Linked DNA regions of Homo sapiens: region 2 is linked to region 1. Evidence: chromatin contacts called from ENCODE Hi-C or POLR2A ChIA-PET data. All regions are on one chromosome and are shown on one strand. The core of a region is the stretch at or near the end of the contact, and the rest is flanking DNA. Distances in the headings are between cores, read along the strand shown. Region 1 overlaps SLC38A1 (solute carrier family 38 member 1). Region 2 overlaps VDR (vitamin D receptor).

What was found. A loop is a pair of places that touch in the nucleus more often than their neighbours do. ChIA-PET counts read pairs that join two places held with the same protein, here RNA polymerase II (POLR2A). Pooled maps may share reads with other maps.
Region 2: a loop to region 1 is called in a map with no recorded cell type, with 6 times the contacts of the local background. The contact joins two enhancer-like sites. A Hi-C loop is called at or near these places in 2 of 37 single-sample maps with no recorded cell type and 1 of 50 pooled maps. POLR2A ChIA-PET finds 5 or more read pairs at or near these places in 1 of 52 experiments (activated T-cell).

The regions. Positions count from the first base shown.
Region 1 is chr12:46,215,703-46,220,733 of GRCh38, forward strand. The region is part of intron 5 of SLC38A1 (solute carrier family 38 member 1); the gene reads right to left. Among named protein-coding and RNA genes, the nearest start is that of SLC38A1, 51 kb to the right of the region's middle. RefSeq lists enhancers at 309-638, 809-868 and a silencer at 4,223-4,282. Within about 2 kb of position 2,854, at least 15 of the 41 ENCODE cell types and tissues checked have a DNase peak (open chromatin) inside an H3K27ac peak, as active enhancers do.
Region 2 is chr12:47,865,436-47,870,466 of GRCh38, forward strand. The region is part of intron 3 of VDR (vitamin D receptor); the gene reads right to left. Among named protein-coding and RNA genes, the nearest start is that of VDR, 37 kb to the right of the region's middle. RefSeq lists enhancers at 3,058-3,558, 3,264-3,443, 3,544-3,613, 4,380-4,429. Within about 2 kb of position 2,301, at least 2 of the 41 ENCODE cell types and tissues checked have a DNase peak (open chromatin) inside an H3K27ac peak, as active enhancers do.

The DNA of each region.
Region 1 (5,031 bases), core at 1,604-4,103:
TCAACCTCCCCTCCCCCATGTTTCACTCCTTCCAAAAGGGATCTGAGGCTTACTAAACTATGTAATTCTTCCTCTTCTAGATCCAGTTAGAAGTATAAAACTTTTACTATCCTCAATTAAACAAGCAGGCTAGTACATATAAAAACTCCTTGAGCTGGGGTAAAAGTGGTCTTTATTACTAGTCCTCCTTTGATCTATCACTGTCTCCTAATAACCCACAGCCCTCACTCCAAAACTTACAGACATACTGCTTGTTGAGGCAGAGTATTTACAAGAAAAATTTAAAATCCAGGACAAGGAACTTAGACAAACCATAGGAAATGCATCGGTTCTGGGCTAGCCTATCTTTCTCCACTCCTTTCTGCTATTGCTGGCCTCTCCCTCACCCTCTTCTACCTCTTACTTCTAGTCTACCTTTCTCAAGGGTCTCAACCCTCCTGCATCTTCACCTTGCACTTTCCCATTCATCTTTCATCTCCACCAACTCTCCCTGCTTCTCCATCCCCACCCCCAATTATTCTAGGGGAAATACCTGTATAAAGATTTGAAAACATTGTTGAAGAGACTAGAACACTAGCTGAAAATGATGGAGGGGCTGGACTGTGGGGAGGACCCAACTGAGAATGCAGACCAAGAACTTAGTGTCGCCGTGTCTGTGTGGTTGGAAAGCACAGCTTCAGGGGTTTTCCAGGCAAGTGTGACAGCCAGCCAGTGGAAACAGGAAGTAGGGCATGAGTAGAAGGTTTAAGTGAGGGACCAGAGGCTCTCAGTGAGGCTCGAGGACAGGAATAGTGGTTTCTGGCCTAGGGAAGCAATGCCAATGGAAGACTTAAGTGGTGAGGAAAGAGACACAGAAGAAGAATCCTGGCCAGGCGCGGTGGCTCACACCTGTAATCCCAGCACTTTGGGAGGCAGAGGTGGGCAGATTGCCTGAGCTCAGGAGTTCGCGACCAGCCTGGATAACATGGTGAAACCCCGTATCTACGTTATCTACTAAAATACAAAAAATGACCTGGGCATAGCGGCGTATGCCTGTGGTCCCAGCTACTCGGGAGGCTGAGGCAGGAGAATTGCTTGAACCCGGGAGGCGGAGGTTGCAGTGAGCTGAGATCATGTCACTGCACTGCAGCCTGGGTGACAGAGTGAGATGCCGTTTCAAAAAAAAAAAATCCTTTGTTTAATGAGAGCTCAGATGGAAAGAGGCAGGCCCAAAAGCAAAGAGACAGGGACAAGGTGTTCTGAGTCCCTAAATTCATATGAAAATGTTAAATATTTTGAAAAATTCAAAATGATCTTTTATATGAAAATGGGTTTTGTCAAGCTCTTTAATTTACCTTAAGGGATTCAATATAATTAATAAAACACTTTACTGATCATTAATAGTACCAAATGTTGGGGTATTCATTATATATCAGGCCCTTTCTAAGCACTTTTTAAAATACTTCACTTATGAGTAGTACTATTACTATCCTTATTTTACAGATAAGGTAAATAAGGTAACAAGGAGGTTAAGTATTTTGTCTAAGGTCACACAGCTAGTGTCAGAGCACTCAAACCCTGGTAGTATGACTCCAAAGTCCCTACCCATCACGTTGCATTGTCTATCAAAGTCAAACATCCAGAGTGGAATAACACTGTAAAAAATAAGACCAAACAAAAATCTTAGAATGAAATACATTGAAATGTTAATGGAGCTTGTCTAAGGTGAGCCTGAACACTCCGAACAGAGAGACTTTGCGTGTTTTCTTTATACTTTATTTCATTTATTTTATGCATTTTCAAAATGGTTTAATGGTTATCTTAGTTTTACAATAAAAATATAAAGAACTTTTCAAGTGACAGTATTATTATTTTAACCCCTTTTTAGGGGAGAGTTGCATTTGTTTAAGTCTTAAGCTCATTAATAGAATCCCTGTTTGATTAAGGAGCTCACAAAATACTTACAGAAAGGAGTAGAAACATAATTATTCAGTCCTAAAGTGGACTTCTTAGTCACTAAATTCTGATCAAATTTCAAAATTCTGAGGGTCAGAAGACCAGCACACGGTGACCTTGTAGCATGTGATCATGTATAATGCTTACAAATTAGATTAGGGAATTAAACGGGTGGTTTTAAAAGGCCAGGCAGGAAACAGGTGGAGAGCAATTATTTGTACCGTTCTTTCCATTTCTTTCCTTGTAGGTAAATCTAAGCTCTGTGGTGCAAAGCTTTTCTTAAACTAGCCTCACTGTCAGTTAGGTATTTTGTTTTGTCTAGAAAAATAAATATGCATTGCTGATGGCCAATTCAAATAGTATCTAATATAATCCTCAAAAGAAAGAGGAATCTAAAAGAAGTATCCCAGTAAAAATAGAATTTTAGTTTAGTTGGTTCTTTGTAAAAAAGTTAAAGGGAGGTCTGAGCTTAAATGAGGATGTTGTACCAGTGAGAAAGAGCGCCATGTACCACTACCACTTCCTGTTTTTAACCTATAGTGGGTAGAGGGCTGTGGGTTTTGTGGGCACTCCATTTATAACTCTTGACACTCTTGATGTGTCCTCGTTCCTCTTTTCCCACTCCACAAGGACAAGTCGTTTCCCTTCTCCTCAAACCTAGATCCCTACTCTTTATCATATTCTAAAGATGTTAACTCTTGAGTGACAGAAAAATCCCATGTGACTGTTGAAGTAAAGGAATATGCTGTTCTCGGTGGGTATTTGGGACTTTTGTTCCGGTAGAAAGGTGGATTGGGGGCTTCATTCATATTTTCCCATTCTGTTTTTGTGGTAACAAGACACATTTAAGGAGAAATAGGCGGTTTAAGAGGAGCACCCAATGGACTTGTTGCTCTCCTCCCCACAGATGTCAGTCATCTTGGGCAAGTTGCTTAGCCTCCGTTAATTTTAGTTTTGTAGTCGCCCAATGGGTTCACCTTGCCTGCTGCCTAGACAGAACCACTTTATTGAGACAGGGGAATTGCAATGGAGAAAGAGTAAGTCATGCAGAGTCAGCTGTGTGGGAGACCGGAGTTTTATTATTACTCAAATCAGTCTCCCAGAGCATTCGGGGATCAGAGTTCTTAAAGATAATTTGGCAGCTAGGGGCTTGGGAAGTGGGGAGTGATGATTGGTTAAGTTGGATATGAAATCATAGGGGGGTGAAGTAAGATTTTCTTGCTGTCTTCTGTTCCTGGGTGCAATGGCAGAACTGGTTGGGCGAGATTACCAGTCTGGGTGGTGTCAGCTGATACATGGAGTACAGCTCTGCAAAATATCTCAAGCACTGATCTTAGGTTTTACAATAATGATGTTACCCCGAGGAGCAATTTGGGGAGGTTCAGACTCTTGGAGCCAGAGGCTGCATGACCCCTAAACTGTAATTTCTAATCGTGTAGTTAATTTGTTAGTCCTGCAAAGGCAGACTGGACCCCAGGCAAGAAGGGGGTCTTTTTGGAAAAGGGCTGTTACCAATTTTGTTTCAGTCAAACCATGAACTGAATTCCTTCCCAAAGTTAGTTCGGCCTATGCCCAGGAATGAACAAGGACAGCTTAAGGGTTAGAAGCAAGATAGAGTTGGTTAGGTCTGATTTCTTTCACTGTCATAATTTCCTTGGTTATAATTTTGCAAAGGCAGTTTCAGTTTCTTTATCTATAAAATGGGGGTAATTAACAGGGTTGTTATAAAGATCTCATGGAACAATGTACACTTTACAACTATCTTTTCTTTTTTAAAGTCCTTTATAAAATTAAAAGTCAATCTTACCTAGCCAGCCACACAAAAGGAGGCTGCGGGTGGCTTTGGTCTGCAGGCTGTCCCTTGCTGACCCCTGATATAGATGCAGATCTTTGAAATCATGTGCCTGACATAAGGTAAAGTCTGTGGCCAGAGAACAAAGCAAAACTAACTGGCCCACAAAGGAGTAGTTTTCTAATTAAACCAACTACCACTCTGTGAGTAATAAAAGTTCAAGCTAACCTTGAAAATCCAACTCTCTGCACCACACTTAACCTGCTCTACTGTGATAACTCCAACCTGGCCTACTGTAAACCAGATGAGTGAGCAGAGAAGGCATTCTACCAATCATGGAGGTAAATAATGCTGTAAAACCATAGCCAGTATAGTTAAGTTGTCTGTTGCAGGCTAAGAAAAATACACTGTACCAAAACAGAGATCACACTGCTGTCCTTGGATAGGACCAAGGCACCTGAGGCAACTCAGCATAAATAGGACTGAGTGAACTCAGGGTATACACTCTAGCGCATGTGCGCGCACACACACACGCACACACACCCCTACCTTTCTGGGGCTAAGAGAATTGAATTCTTAGAACCCCCTTATCAGATGCATCACAGACGACTCATAAACTAGCAATAGCTGCTCAACTTCTAAAAACAATGAGTGGGACTCATCTCCTACACATGCCAACTATTTCTGTTTACAAAATAGGCACTCATTGTTAACGCAATGCTAACCACTTTCCCATTTCCCTATTTCTGAAAAGCTTCTTAATCCAGTGGATTTCAATAGAGTTCAATGGCACTGCCACTGTCCCTTTTCCATGTATTTCAAATGTTGGCAAGCCTGAATGTGCCATTTCTCCCTCTCCCGGGTTATTACTCCCAAACAACAGACTCTGATGTCAATGATTTTTGCTGCCAGCCAAAGGACAATTTTCTCTTCAAATCATTTCTAAGGAACTGTGACTATAACTCAAAGAATTCTAAAAACAAGAAACTGATTGGCAAGAGGAAAGATGAATGTGACTAGTCCGATGGACCTCCTAGGATCATCCGGAAGAGTAGGGTTTCCTTATTGACTTCCTCTTAACTGCTCTGTCTTTAGATCACAAGATCCAGTTTGGTATTTCCTAAGGAGGCAAAGAACTGCTCACTTAGGAATGCACAGAGGAGATGACTTACCATTTATAAGGAATAACTTGATAAATAGCACACAGACCATCTTCGTTGCCACTGAGAGCAAAATTATTATCTTGGTAGGTGTCATTCAACCTTTTTGGCATATATGTAAAGTAATAAAGCAACGATAGCTTA
Region 2 (5,031 bases), core at 1,051-3,550, 1.6 Mb after region 1:
GGGTGTTGCTTTGTAGCCCAGGCTGGAATGCAGTGGCATGATCTCAGCTCACTGCAGGCTGGACCTCCTGGGTTCAAGTAATCCTCCTGCTTCAGCCTCCAGTATAGCTGGGATTACAGGTGCATACCACCATGCCTGGCTAATTTTTTGATTTTTTTGTAAAAATGGGGTCTCACTATGTTGCCCAGGCTAGTCTGGAACTCCTGGGCTGAAGCAATCCTCTATCCTAGGCCTCCCACAGTGCTGGGATTACAGGTGTGAGCCACTGCACTCCGACTCTTTTTTTTTTTTTTTTTTGAGACGGAGTTTTGCTCTGTCACCCAGGCTGGAGTGCAGTGGCTCACTCAGCTCACTGCAAGCTCCACCTCCCGGGTTCACACCATTCTCCTGCCTCAGCCTCCAGAGTAGCTGGGACTACAGGCGCCCGCCACCACTCCTGGCTAATTTTTTTTTGTATTTTTAGTAGAAATGGGGTTTCACCGTGTTAGCCAGGATGGTCTCGATCTCCTGACCTCATGATCCGCCTGCCTTGGCCTCCCAAAGTGCTGGGATTACAGGCGTGAGCCATCGCGCACAGCCACGCCCCGACTCTTATACTTATTTTACAGTACTCTGTTCCCCTTCCCATTTTAAAAAATTAAACAGGAAATAACAAAAGTGCATTTCCCTAGAAAAAACCCTTTTTTTTTTGAGATGGAGTCTCGCTCTGTCGCCCAGGCTGGAGTGCAGTGTTGCGATCTCAGCTCACTGCAAGCTCCACCTCCTGGGTTCATGCCGTTCTCCTGCCTCAGCCTCCCGAGTAGCTGGGACTACAGGCGCCCACCACCGCACCCGGCTAATTCTTTGTATTTTCAGTAGAGACGGGGTTTCACTGTGGTCTCGATCTCCTGACCTCATGATCCGCCTGCCTCGGCCTCCCAAAGTGCTGGGATTACAGGCGTAAGCCACTGTGCCTGGCCGAAGAAACCTTTTTAAATATTGAAATCTCCAGAGTAGCCAGCATAATAACATTTAATGAGCCGCTATGAGAAGTAAGGATGCTAGTCTCAGCATGAAGTCTTCTAGATTCTAGAGACCTGTGACTGGAATAGCTCCTGTTCCAGGGATAGATGTGTACATGGAAGGAAGAAAAGGCCCAAACCATAGCTCTAGACATCCCAGAACCTGCCCAGAAAAAGAAGGGGCCAGACAAGCAGGTGGAAATCCTGAGGCCTGGCCTTGGGTTTTTTGAAAGGAAGAGGAAGCAGGAGCTCTGTAGGAACAGAAAACTAGAGCTGGGCACAGTGGCTCAGGCCTGTAATCCTAGCACTTTGAGAGGCTGAGGTGGGCGGATCATCTGAGGTAAGGAGTTTGAGACCAGCCTGGCCAACATGCCAAAACTCCGTCTCTACTAAAAATACAAAAATTAGTTGGCCATGATGGTGCATGCCTGTAGTCCCAGCTACTTGGGGGCTGGGAGCTGAGGCAGGAGAGTCGTTTGAACCCAGGAGGTAGAGGTTGCAGTAGGCCAAGATCATGCCACTGCACTCCAGCCTGGGCAACAGAGCAAGACCCTGTCTCAAAAAACAAAACAAAACAAAACAAAAAAAACCCAGAAAACTACTGAAGTGTTCTTAGCTAGAAAGGTGGCACCCTTGAGGCTGGGTGTGGTGGCTCAGGCCTGTAATCCCAGCACTTTGAGAGGCCGAGGTGGGTGGATCATGAGGTCAGGAGTTTGAGACCAGCCTGACCAACATAGTGAAACCCCATCTCTACTAAAAATACAAAAATTAGCCGGGCACGGTGGCACATGCCTATAGTCCCCGCTACTCGGGAGGCTGAGGCAGGAGAATCACTTGAACTTGGGAGACGGCCGTTTCACTGAGCCGAGATTGTGCCACTGCATTCTAGCCTAGGCAACAGAATGAGACTCTGTCTCAAAAAAAAAAGAAAGAAAAGAAAAAGAAAAGTGGCACCCTTGTAGCCTATGTAAGTTGTGTGTGTGTGTGTGTGTGTGCACAAGTGTGCACATTTAAGGGCTCATTTTCCTAATTCGAACATTCTCTCCCACTGCCAGCCACACCACGTGGACTTTGGGAGGCTGCATAAAGGACACCTCCCTGAGGCACCTCCCTAGAGGCTTTTCATCATCCATGTCCTGAGAGTCCTGTCCTCCTCCCAGCCCCAGCAGGAGTAGGCCCCACTTTTCTGACATAGTTAGATGGGGAAAGATGGTGGCAGAATCACTGTCTGCATGAGCAGCAGCATCTTCCAAGGAACTGCTGAGTGTGAAGATGCCCAAGCCTTCCAAGCCAAAGCCCAGGCCCAACCATTTCCTTCCTGGAGATGAGCTACTGACGTCATCTGCTCAGGGGCCAGGCATTAGTTAGGATTCTTGGTAAAACATGACTCACTGTTCACATTCACTAGAACATACATGGGGTTGAGGGGAATCGCACTCATCAATTGTCAAGCTTGCTCTAGCAAATGGACAGCTGGGGACCACACCGACTCAGCCCCTGGGATAGAGAAGAGACCAGAGTAGGGCTCTACTGGCAGTCCCAGGCAGGCCCAGACTCTTAGATCCACAGAGGGCCCAAGAGACCGTCAGTGTAACTCCCTCCCTTTATACGTGGGACCACTGAGGTTAAGAAACTTACAGGTGAGGATATTCAGCAAGAAGTGCAGGCTCCTAGGTCTGGAAGTCTTAGGGATCTAAGGCTTAGCCTTTAGCTTCCTGGATTGTTTTCAACCCCAGAAACTTAAAGTGCTCAGTGAAGTTGATGCCCCAAACAGCCCCAGGTGGCTCAATGCCAAGAATGACCCAACAGTCAAGGAAGCAGCTGCTGTTGGTTTTGGACCTTGGCTCTGGTACCCTGCTGTGACAACCCTCATCACCCAAGGGGCCTACTGCAGAGCCAGGGTTGTCAGGAGGTGGAGCAGCACCAGGCTATCAGGGGCTCCTTAGCTCCAAGTCTAGCCCGCCTCAGGCCCAGTCCTAACCCTGCAGTAGCTAACAAGAAAGAAGTTATACGCCAGGCTTTTTTCCATCTTCGTAGAAACAAAAAGCCTTTTGCCGTTCACCTCTATTTGTTTACTGCTGCTTTTCTGGAGGGACAAGAGAATATGGAAGCATCTTGGGAACTGTTAGGGTTCCCCAGAAACGAGATACAATTATCCCCACAGGGACATCTGTATGTTCCAGGACATGAGATTGGTGTCCCTCCCACCAACCTTGTGGTTCTTGAGGCTTCATCCGTCACCACAAATGCTCAGGCCTCAGAATGCCCGTAATTCTCTAAACTTACTCAAGGACCAGAAGTTTCTATTTCAGAAGAAACTCTCATTTCCTTTTTTTTTTTTTTGTTTTTCAACAACCGGGCATTTCGCTCTGGTCACTGAGGGGCTGCTCTGTCCTCCCACTGGCTGTCTTGTCTGGCTCAGAGCTCTTCCTGTTAAGCCTGCAAGGCCATGGGCACCAAGAAGACAGCACATCGTCAGCCTAGCCCAGCCACCACCTACAGTGATGTGAGCCAAAGCCTCTCACCAGACTGGGCCCGGGACTGAGAGCTTCTTGAGGCCCCAGGGCCTATCAGAGGCCCCGTCTGTCCTTCCCCAGGCTCCAGGGAGCCTGCCTTTGACCCTCACTTGGGGGCAGCCCCCCCAGCTGCAGGGTTGCCTGAAAAGAGATTCCACTGCTTCGCCATCTTTCTCTCATTTTTCTCATGTCACTTTAAATATGAAGCTCCATCTCAGATGTCTATACGCAGGAGGGTTGGAGATTGCCACTCAGCCCCACTTTGCCTGACAACAGGAATGAGGCTAGGAATAGGAAGAGAAGGCCGGGCGCGGTGGCTCACACCTGTAATCCCAGCACTTTGGGAGGCCGAGACAGGCGGATCGCGAGGTCAGGAGATCGAGACCATTGTGGCTAACACGGTGAAACCCCATCTCTACTAAAAATGCAAAACATTAGCCGGGCGTGTTGGCGGGCGCCTGTAGTCCCAGCTACTCGGGAGGCTGAGGCAGGAGAATGGCGTGAACCCGGGAGGTGGAGCTTGCAGTGAGCTGAGATCGTGCCACTACACTTCAGCCTGGGGGACAGAGCGAGACTCCATCTCAAAAAAAAAAAAAAAAAAAAAAAAGGAATAGGAAGAGAAAATAGTGCAGAGCTGAATTAAGAGAAAGTACTGGGACTGGGTGCAGTGGCGTGAGCACGCCTGTAAGCCCAGCACTTTGGGAGGCTGAGGTGGGCAGATAGCTTAGGCTCAGGAGTTTGAGACCAACCTGGCCAACATGGTGAAACCCTGTATCTACAAAAGATTAAAAAAAATTAGCCAGGCATGGTGGCATGCGCCTGTGGTCTCAGCTACTTGGGAGGCTAAGGTGGAAGGATCGCTTGAGCTGGTGAGGTCAAGGCTGCAGTGAACCAAGATTGTGCCACTGCACTTCAGTGTGGGTGACAAAGTGAGATCCTGTCTCTAGAAATAAAAAATAAAAGAGAAAGTACTGGGGGTAAAAAAAAAGTTTGGCGCCCTTGCTTCTGCTTAAGAGTTGTCATATGAAGCCCGAGAACACTGAAAAGGAAGAGGACACCATTACGCTCTGGAGCGTGGGGTCAGTGTTCAGGGTATAGAAAGTTTGCTCCCCAGCTCCAACTGCCAGACCCAGAGGCTCTCTGGAACTCAGATCCCAGAGCTGGCCTTTCAGGTGTGTCTGGCCCAACATGTCTGTTTGCTGGGCCACAGATCCTCTTGGCTCAGAGGTCCTGTTCTTCCCTGTTCTCCTGCCTTCCAAGGGCACTTCCACATGTGTGGCTGTCATTTACTCTCTGCCCACGAGGAGTCAGGGCAGCCAGACTGCCCAACCCTGGCTCTGTGCTTTGTCCTGAAGGTCTACACCCTACCCTGCCTTCCTCCCAATACTAATTGCCTGTGAGCTGGTTTGGATTTGAGAAACAAGAGCTTCAGGTTTCCATGAGAGCCCATTGCCTCAGCTGCTCTCTGAGCCTGGACCCTGTCATCCTCTGGTTGGTTGGCATTTATACCCCAG